Linked DNA regions of Homo sapiens: region 1 is linked to region 2. Evidence: chromatin contacts called from ENCODE Hi-C or POLR2A ChIA-PET data. All regions are on one chromosome and are shown on one strand. Each heading gives the region's core, a stretch centred on a gene start or an enhancer-like site at or near the end of the contact. The rest is flanking DNA. Distances are from core to core; before and after follow the strand shown. Region 1 holds the start of CLECL1 (C-type lectin like 1). Region 2 overlaps MFAP5 (microfibril associated protein 5).

Evidence for each region. Hi-C counts contacts between places; a loop is a spot of excess contacts on that map. ChIA-PET counts read pairs that join two places held with the same protein, here RNA polymerase II (POLR2A). Pooled maps may share reads with other maps.
Region 1: a loop to region 2 is called in a map with no recorded cell type, with 7 times the contacts of the local background. The contact joins the promoter of CLECL1 here to the enhancer-like site in region 2. A Hi-C loop is called at or near these places in 7 of 37 single-sample maps with no recorded cell type and 6 of 50 pooled maps. POLR2A ChIA-PET finds 5 or more read pairs at or near these places in 1 of 52 experiments (A673).

Annotation. Positions count from the first base shown.
Region 1 is chr12:9,730,548-9,735,736 of GRCh38, forward strand. It overlaps CLECL1 (C-type lectin like 1), which reads right to left and starts at 2,550. Exons shown (of 2, transcript NM_001441815.1): 1 at 2,402-2,550. The coding sequence starts at 2,483. RefSeq lists a silencer at 283-342.
Region 2 is chr12:8,641,216-8,646,273 of GRCh38, forward strand. It overlaps MFAP5 (microfibril associated protein 5), which reads right to left. Exons shown (of 10, transcript NM_003480.4): 10 at 4,728-5,058. Among named protein-coding and RNA genes, the nearest start is that of MFAP5, 19 kb to the right of the region's middle. RefSeq lists enhancers at 3,504-4,026, 3,668-3,727. Within about 2 kb of position 3,361, at least 6 of the 41 ENCODE cell types and tissues checked have a DNase peak (open chromatin) inside an H3K27ac peak, as active enhancers do.

The sequences.
Region 1 (5,189 bases), core at 1,300-3,799, 1.1 Mb after region 2:
AATAGGAATTTGTTAATTTTCAAAACATTAAAAGAAGTCCACATATTTTCACTCATCAGACAAAACAGTCAAAATTGTGGGAGTCAAGTCAGTCACAGAAAGAATGTGGTGATGTCACTACACGTTTCTTTTTCTTTCTTTTTTTCTTTTCTTTTTTTTTTGGATAGGCTTTTGTTCTGTTGCCCAGGCTAGAGTGCAGTGGCATGATCACTGCTCACTGCAACCTCCACCTCCCAGGTTCAAGCAATCTTACTGCCTCAGCCTCCTGAGTAGCTGTGAATACAGGCACGTGTCACCATGCTCGTTTTTAAAATTTTTGGTAGGCATGAGGTCTCTCTGTGTTGTCCAGGCTGGTACCAATCTCATGGGCTCAAGCGATCCTCCTTCCTCGGCATCCCAAAGTGTTGGGATTACAGGCGTCAGCCATTGTGCCTGGCCACTACACATGTTACTAATATGACGAACTGAAATTATGGATCCCTAAGTTTAGTAGAATAAAATTTCAGATTTCATAAAAAGACTAACATAAAAGATATTGATCATTCTTTTAGGCCTCCTAAGTAAGATTTAAGCAAAGCATAAATTTCTGGGATATTCTCAGTTCAAACACACACTCTCACTGATGTCCTGCTAAGCTTCCTGATGACATTCCTTTATGCTTTACATCTTGGAGAACCAATGAGCATACATATATACATTCATCGTCTAATGCGATTCATTTATTTATTCAGCCATTTATAAATTATTTTACTTATCAAGCATCTATTAATTTCCTGCTCTATATTTAGTACGGTGTGAGGTGCTAGAAACACAAAGATTAATAGATTATGTAGAAAGATTCAGCATTTTATGAGGCTCTGAAATGGTAAGGAATATGACAACCTTTAGGAGAAAAGAAAAGGCCAATAGCCAGAGCAAAATCAGTGAAAGGTATGAGGTTAGAAGAGATCAGGAACAATTGTGTAGGACTCTGTATGTAAGACAACAAAAATCTAATCTATCCAACAGCTCTTTCGCTTGATGGCGAAGTGACGCATGAGAACAAAAGTTGCGTTTATCTAACACCACACGTATACAGCACAAGAACAATATGATATTTGACTTCTGGTCATAAGCATGACTATAGGTAGGTAATTTAATCTTCATATAGTTCGTTTTCTCATTTTTAGCATTCTAAGATTGAACTAGATCACATTAAAAGATGTTGCCCCACATCCCTAAACTGGGAAAAGAATAAGGTTTTATTTATAAAAGTTCAAACCATAGACAGAAAGGCAATTAAACCCTGGAATGCGGAATCAAAAATATTGGTTTTGTTGCTTAAACTGAGTAAAATAACCTCTAGAAAAAGAAACTAACTACAGGACATTTTTGAAGCATAGGGGAATGACAGTGCAGTTCTAGTCCATGTTATTTTTCAAATTATGTTTCACTATTTCATAGGAAGTGAAAGTGCCTAAGCTGGAAGAAAAGAAAGCAAGTTAGCCTCTGCTGGGTAAAATAGAGAGGTAAGGTTTAAAATAAGAAACAAGATGCTTTTACAACCAGAAAAGGACACACACTAGATTCCTTTGATAACTATAAACTTTTGAAAATATAAAGAAGAAATACATTCCTTGGAAATACGAACAAAGTAGCAGATTCATTCCACAAGGGCAAATACAAAGGAGGAACTTTAAATTATTTAAAACACCTACATAAACTCTATGCTACAAAAATTCTTACCCTAGAGCAGAGAATGGAAATGTAACAAGACAGAGAAATTTCCTTAATACTTCAAAGAATAGAAAAGACACTGGCTATGAAAATCTATAATTTTTGAGGGGGTTTGGTGATGAAGGCACCATGTTAAGTTTAGGCATATGCTTATCGCCTCTGATTCCAGAAATATTCAATTACCTAGTCATTAATTCTAGACTTTATAAAATTAAATCTAACGTTTCATGTTTTCTTAAGTTTACATTTTTATCCTATTGATATTGTAAAAGAATAAATAACAATATGAGTAAATTGCCACAGGTATTTTTCCCAGTGGAGATGAATTTATCACATTATGTTAAAAGGTCAGATTTGATTGAGAGTGAGCAAAGCTGTGGAGCAGAAAGGCGTGATCCCGCTAGAAGTTGCTGTGTGAATATAAACATTCATCACGAGAAATCAAGAAATAGAAAGGCTATGAAAACAGAAGCAAAGTTCTACATATTAAAACCAAAGTGGCAATTTATTTTATGAACAGACATTTTGCTTCATTAAAAACATTCGCTCTTATTCTTAGCATTCAATGAATTTTGCTTTGAATCCAATCTCCTCTTTTCAGTTTGGCAATTAGATACATAAGAAAGAAATAAAGGAGATAACTAGTAAAATCTTAATTCTCAAAGGCACCCTAAATCCAGCTTACCAGATCTCTGAAGTGGAAACGCGAGTTCTAACGGGGAAGTCCGAACAGTTTTGATGTCAGCGTAGACTACATCTCCAGCCATTGCACAGATCAAAAAGAGAGAGAAGACCACAAATGATGTCCCACTGAAGGGACAATCATATTTCTGCAAAGAAACTTCTGATAAGTAAATTGAGATGGCAAATTTCCTTCTGCTCCCCAAGTGGGTGGTGGACTTCCTCCATGAATAAATGACAAAACCAATGTGTTCAGTCTTACTAATCAAGGTAGCAGATTTCTCGAATACTTGTATGACATGGAAGAAATTACTAACCATACAGTAGGTTCTCGTTTTTCAGTTAGTTTTCTGCCTAAACTTGAAATGCTTTTAACTTTTATTAATACCACAGAAGATATCTCACCATTTTCTCCTATAGACCACTTCCTCTTTTAGTTCAGGCATATATTCTCTGGCGGAAACTCTGAATTTCCAGCATCTTCTCCAAAGTAGGATAGCTATTTGGGAAACAGAACAAGAAAAAGAAGGGATTTTATTACGAAAGTTACAGAAAGGGGCCCTATGTCTTTTATCCTCCTCTCTAAATGCATTGTATTGTCTAGATAATACCTTAAAAATTCTGAAAGCTATTTGCTTTCCTGTATGCTTTATAATATTAACATTAAACTGAGGTAAAACATGAATTATGCAGAGGACTTCTGAACTAAAAAATATATATTTAAGAAACAGAAATAACTCTGTTAAAATAATTCAAGGTAATGACATAAAAGAAAAAAATCTAATTTTAAAATGAGGTGTTCAGAAATTTACTATCGAATACAACATAGCAAACATAGATTTTATCTCCTATTTCTTCTAAAATTCCACTAAAATTGAATTAAGTGAATAAAAATTTGTTAGTCTAAAACAATAACACAAAGGCTCAGGGTCCTATTAGTTGATGAAAAATTTCAACTAATTCCTGGAAAATGGAGAGTAGATGGAGATGTGATCATTGATGAAGAAGTAAAATCAGAGAAAAATGCAGCCAACACCATACAGAGGGAAATAATGGAGGAGAGCCTAGCTACCTGTGAAACCGTCATAGGACATAGAAATGTCAGATATGAAAAATGGCAGGATCCATTAGCTTATGACTAGTAGATTAACTGGAAATCTGCATATGGAAAAACTGGTTTTTTCAATACCCACTCAAGTGCATTCTGCAGAATTAATCTAAACTGCAGTCACCCCATCCCTACCCCTCATCCAAGAAATTTAACTTAGGTTAATTAAATAACTAGAGAACAGATCCTGGCTTTGTGGCATTTAGGGATCCCTCCTATAAAGACCAACTTCTGACCCTGGATGAGGCTTGAGCACCGACCTCTGTCTCTTAAGACTGCATGACACTCTCTCCCTTTTCTGGGCTGTTCCAACTGTTTGTATGTGACTAGACAATACCTACTACATACATGAAAAACTGACTTTTAGAGGTTTTATTATCTGCAGGTGGTTGCATAACCAATAATTTTTTTTTTTTTGAGACGGAGTCTCACTCTGTCACCCAGGCTGGAGTGCAGTGGCGCGATCTCGGCTCACTGCAAGCTCTGCCTCCCGGGTTCATGCCATTCTCCTGCCTCAGCCTCCCGAGTAGCTGGGACTACAGGCGCCCGCCACCACGCCCGGCTAATATTTTGTATTTTTAGTAGAGACGAGTTTCACGGTGGTCTCGATCTCCTGACCTCGTGATCTGCCCGCCTCAGCCTCCCAAAGGCATAACCAGTACATTTTAAGAGTGATAACTGAGTTCTAAGTCCATGCCATAATTCAACTATGCTGTCTAGATTTTGAGGGTAAGACTCACATTTTATTATTTTTATTTTCATCACTTAGTTTTGTGTGAAACATAACAGCCGCTCAGTAATTATGTGTTGAATTACCAAATCAGTTATGCTATGCTGAATGTTATAATTAGGCTATAACAGTTTTCCAGAATGAGAATAATCATTTTTCACTAAAAAGTAGACTTTTATTCATATGAAAAATATGACTGATGGGCCGGGTGCCCTGGCTCATGCCTGTAATCCCAGCACTTTGGGAGGCCGAGACGGGCGGATCATGAAGTCAGGAGCTCGAGACCAGCCTGGCCAACATAGTGAAATCCCATATCTGCTAAAAATATAAAAAATTAGTCGGGCGTGGTGGCGTACGCCTGTAATCCCAGCTACCTGGGAGGCTGAGGCAGAAGAATGGGTTGAACTTAGGAGGCAGAGGTTGCAGTGAGCTGAGGTCGCGCCATTGCACTCCAGCCCTGGAGACAGTGCAAGACTCCGTCTCAAAAAAGAAAAATATGACTGATGATCTAGTCATATAAAAGTAAAAAAATTACTAGCATGTAGAGTATTAAAAGAGTGTTAAAAAATTAGGGTAAGTATGTCAATTTCTGCCATGAAAAAGGCAGCTGGGATTCAGCAGATCAATTTTGGGAATAGTGCAAACTGAGTAATATTCATTTTTTCAATCCATAAATACAGAATCTCTCCTTTATTTAGATATTCCTTAATCTATTTCAGAAATGGTTTGCATTGTTCACAGAATAACTCTTACACTTCTGTTATTAAACTTATTCTTTATTTTATTATTTTTGATGTTATTGTAAACAAAGATTTTTCTAAATTTCATTTTTGGATTGTTCATTGCTAGTCTGTAAAAGCACTATTACTATTTTATATTGATTTTTATCCTGTAATCTTGCTGAACTTGTTTATTACCTCTAATTTTTATTGCTGTTGTGAATGTTTTAGGATG
Region 2 (5,058 bases), core at 2,111-4,610:
TTTGTGTTATTGAGTCTGTCACCAACTGAGTAATTTATAAAGAAAAGAAATTTATTTCTCACAGTTCTGGAGGCTGAGAAGTCCAAGAACATGGTGCCATCATCTGATGAGAGTCATCCCATGGTGGAAGGACAGCAAGTGCAAGCAAACTGGTGAGGCAGAGAGAAGAAATCGGGCAAAACTCCCTTTTATTATAAACCCAGTCTCGTGATAACTAACCTACCCCTGCAATAACAGCAGCAGTAATCCATTTATGATCGATTTGCCATCACCTAATCACCTCTTTTCTTTTCTTTTCTTTTTTTTTTTTTTTTGAGATGGAGTCTTGCTCTGTCACCCAGGCTGGAGTACAGTGGTGCGATCTCGGCTCACTGCAAGCTCCGCCTCCCAGGTTCAAGCAATTCTCATGGCTCAGCCTCCTGAGTAGCTGGGATTACAGGCATCCACCACCACACCTAGCTAATTTTTGTATTTTCAGGAGAGACGGGGTTTCACCATATTGGCTGGAGTTGGCTGGTCTTGAACTCCTTACCTCAAGTGATCTTCCTGCCTCAGCCTCCCAAAGTGTCGAGATTACAGATGTGAGCCACTGCTCCCGGCCCTAATCATTTCTTCTTCTTTTTTTTAAGATAGAGTTTCGCTCTTGTTGCCCAGGGTGGAGTGCAATGGCACAATCGTGACTCACTGCAGCCTCCACCTCCTGGGTTCAAGCGATTCTCCTGCCTCAGCCTCCCAAGTAGCTGGAATATAGGCACCCACCCCTACGCCTGGCTAATTTTTTGTATTTTTAGTAGAGACAGGGTTTCGCCATGTTGGCCAGATTGGTCTCGAACTCCTGACCTCAGATTATCCCCCTGCCTCGGCCTCCCAAAGTGCTGGGATTATAGCATGCCCGACCCCTAATCACCTCTTAAAGACCCCACATCAATTAAAACTCAACATGAGTTTGGGAGGGGACAAACATTCAAACCATAACAATGCTGTCCTAGAGTTCCAAAGACCACATTTGGAATAATTCCACTTTTAAAAAAGTTTTACTTTTAAAAAATTGTTTTACAGACAGGATCTCACTCTGTCACCCAGGCTGTTGTACAGTGATACCATCATAGCTCACTGTAACCTCGGCCTCGTGGGCTCAAGCAATCCTCCTGCCTCAGCATACCCAGTAGCTGGGACTACAGGGGCAGCTACCATGCCTGGCTAGTATTTTAATTTTCTGTAGAGACAGTCTTGCTATGTTTCTCAGGCTAGTCTTGAACTCCTGCCTTGGTCTCCCAAAGCGTTGGGATTACAGATGTGAGCTACTGAGTCTGGCCAAAAAAAAAATTTTAATTACATTTAAATTAGGACCAGGAACAGCGGCTCATTCTTGTGATCTCAACACTTTGGGAGGCCGAGGTGGGAGAATCACTTGAGGCTGGGAGTTCAAGACTAGTCTGGGCAACATAGCCAGACCCCCATCTGTATGAGGAAAAAAAAAAGGTACATTTAAACACACTTTAAACAGTAGAGAAACTAGTATCTCTGGTATTGCACATTTTTTGCAAGTTTCCTACTCATTGGCTAGCCAGCAAGATTCATCTGTTTCGTTACAAGGGAAAGAATGGAAAAGCCAACCTACTCAAGAACAGTTTAACAGAAACCAATCAGCTTAAGTAGAAAAAAAAAAATCCTATAGTCTTATTAATTAATTAATAAGTCTTACTTAATAGTTAATAGTTAATAATACTTAATAGTTAATAGCTAATACTTAATAGTTAATAAGTCTTAATTAATAGTCTTACTAAACCTTTGAACACATAATCTTGTTAATTCACAGAACCACCCCTAAGGCAGGTATGTTGCCACCAATTTACAGCTGAGAAGCTACTTGCTTGGCATCATACCACTAGTGAGTGCCAAGTCTGGACTGGCACTGAAACAAAGACCAATTATTTGAAATTAAAATGAACAGGATAAGTGTCACTTTTTTTTTTTTTTTTTTTTTTTTTGAGACGGAGTCTCGCTCTGTCACCCAGGCTGGATGCAGTGGCGCCATCTCGGCTCACTGCAAGCTCCGCCTCCCGGGTTCACGCCGTTCTCCTGCCTCAGCCTCTCCGAGTAGCTGGGACTACAGGCGCCCGCCACCACGCCGGGCTAATTTTTTTTTAATTTTAGTAGAGACGGGGTTTCACCGTGGTCTCGATCTCCTGACCTCGTGATCCACCCGCCTCGGCCTCCCAAAGTGCTGGGATTACAAGCGTGAGCCACCGCGCCCGGCCAAGTGTCACTTTTATTGTACCTAGAACCATGTTGATTTGGGGATCTAGACATCCCATATATCAATGATGTAATAATTTTTTTTAGTTTCTACATGACAAGAGAGAAATTACTGCTACTACGTCCGGCTGATTTTTGTGTTTCTAGTAGAGATGGGGTTTCGCCATGTTGGCCAGGCTGGTTTCAAACTTCTGACCTCAGGTGATCTGCCTGCCTCACCTTCCCAAAGTGCTGGGATTACAGGTGTGAGCCACCGCGCCTGGCCTGCTTATTTGTGTTACTACTACTTCATTCCCCATTCCCCTAAAATCTCATCCATTTTCAAGAATAGATGGATTTATAGAGGTTTATACAAATGGAAGAAATGTTTCTTTGTACAATTCTCATTACCCTTCATTATAACTCCTTGTTTTTGATCATTTGGGACAGAACCACATATTAGGAAATGGTATACAGTGATGCAGTTGATACCTTAACACCCATCAATCTCTTCAATATAATACAGATTATTTTCCATAAAATGAATTTCCTTATACTTGCTCAAAACTTATCTATTCTGGTTTGGTTTGGGGTTTTTGTTTGTTTGTTTGTCTGGTGGAGGAGGGAAGACAAGGTGGATCTCCCACAAATTTATGAGATCATCTTGAATACCTATGGATTGTTACATAAATTTAACCAAACACTCCATAAAGCTACACAGTACAGATGTATAGCCAGGTAAGTACCCAGGAGAAAGGAAAAGGGAGAGGAAAGGGAAAAATACCAGAGGTAGAGAAAAGAACTGCAAGACCCAAGGGTTAGGAATAAACTAGAACCTTACTCTAAGTGATTGGACAAGTTGAAAAATAACACCAAATCATTATCAGCTATTAAAAAAAAATGAGGGTTTGAGGTAAAGTGAAGTTCGATTTGTCAACAGGAAGCTGTGGGCTCTGCACCTCTATTTATATAAACATTTGCTTTTTCCATCTTGGGTTCTGCCCAGAATTTGTCGTCTGACTGCTGCTTCTGGGTCTGCTTGACTGGTTTTTAGAGAAAAAAAGAAAGAAAGAAAGAAAGAAAGAAAACAAAACTGTGGCCACCTGTTCCTCTCCTTACCGCAGTCTTAACAAGTCACTTTCCCTGATGTTTGGTTGGTGAAAATGCTCAAAGATACAAGGGCTTCCGTTTTTATCAGAGTATTGCTTTATTAAGTAAGGCCTCCCTGAGCTGACAAAGCTACAAGGACAGTCCTGCCTCTCCTCCACTGTGCTCCTGATGTCTTTCTGTTTTACCCTAAGTTTCCAGATCCCCCAGGACCCCTTCCCCACTTCTCAAATTCCCTTTGAATTTGGAATTTGACAGTTTCCATCTTTTAGCTTCCTGGCTCCCCAACCCTGGTGTCAGCCTGTTGTCACTCTCTCATCTGGCTATCCCCTGGTCTGGTGCCATCTTTGTTCCCACTTCTTTTAGGATTGTTTTCCTTCTTCATTGTGTTACAGCTGCTTCAGTACAAAAGGAAGAGGGATCTTAGAGGTTGTTTGTGCCTTCTCACCAGGTGTAAAGTGGTTAGTTAAACATCTAACTTTGGCCACAAGTACCCTGAAGCAGAGAAGGGAGGAGCTTGTGTCTAGCAACATATACTGCTGTATATGTCATCAAAGTAAGACTCAGAAATTGGGAAACCAGCTGCGGTTTGCACTCTCTGCCATGAGTCAAAACAATACTGAGTGTGCATAGAACTGTATTTAGTGAGTAGAAGACACACTCAAATTTCCAGAATGTGTTCATTTGAGGAGAAAGTAGAATTTTCTTGAATCGTAAGCATGGAATATGGAAAAAGCCTCAGAGTAGAATCAACTCAATTAGAGAAGGGAAAATAAAAGTGAATCTTTATGAATAGGTAGATGAGGCTGCTATCTATTCAGGATACCAGGAGGGCATTCAATATCTACTGATATTTTTACCAAATTCTTTAATTCTAACATTAAAGATCCATTATTTTGGTTTAAAAAATGGCTTTTCATTGAAAGCCATTGCTTAGCAAGGTTGTCATTTGGGCTCACCAGGAAAAAAAATATATTAACACCTTAATGAGTAAAAACTTTCTTCTGAATCTTCTTTTATTTTTTGAGACGGAATTTCACTGTTGTTGCCCAGGCTGGAGTGCAGTGGCATGATCTTGGCTCATTGCAACCTCCACCTCCCTGATTCAAGCGATTCTCTTGCCTCAGCCTCCCGAGTAGCTGGGATTACAGGCACCCGCCACCATGCCTGGGTAATTTTTTTGTATCTTTCTTAGAGACAGGGTTTTATCATGTTGGCCAGGCTGGTCTCAAACTCCTGACCTCAGGTGATCCGCCCACCTCAGCCTCCAAAAGTGCTGGGATTACAGGCGTGAGCCACCACGCCCGGCTGATACACATTTTTTAAAGTGGAATAAAAGTTCATAAATTCAGGCCTTTTTCGTAAACATAGAAGAGAAAAAGAACCAGAACAAAAGACATTTTATTTTGAGAAATAAATTGGAAAAAAATATTTTAAAATGTTTAATTTGCAATATACATAATACTGGAATTGAAATGCTGTCTGATGGAAATGTTGCAATGTGGAGTAGGAGGGTCAAGTTCGTGAAGATATTCTTAAAATTAATCTTGGAAACTCTGTGCCTATGAGGTTTCTCTAAAGTGGCTAAAATATGCATTTAATATGTTGTCTAAATGAGTACATTTAATTCTAGAGACTGTAAGGAGTAGAGATTATATGCTTTGGGGCTTTTTGTAGCATTTTTTTAAAATCAGTTGTACAGATCCCATTAAA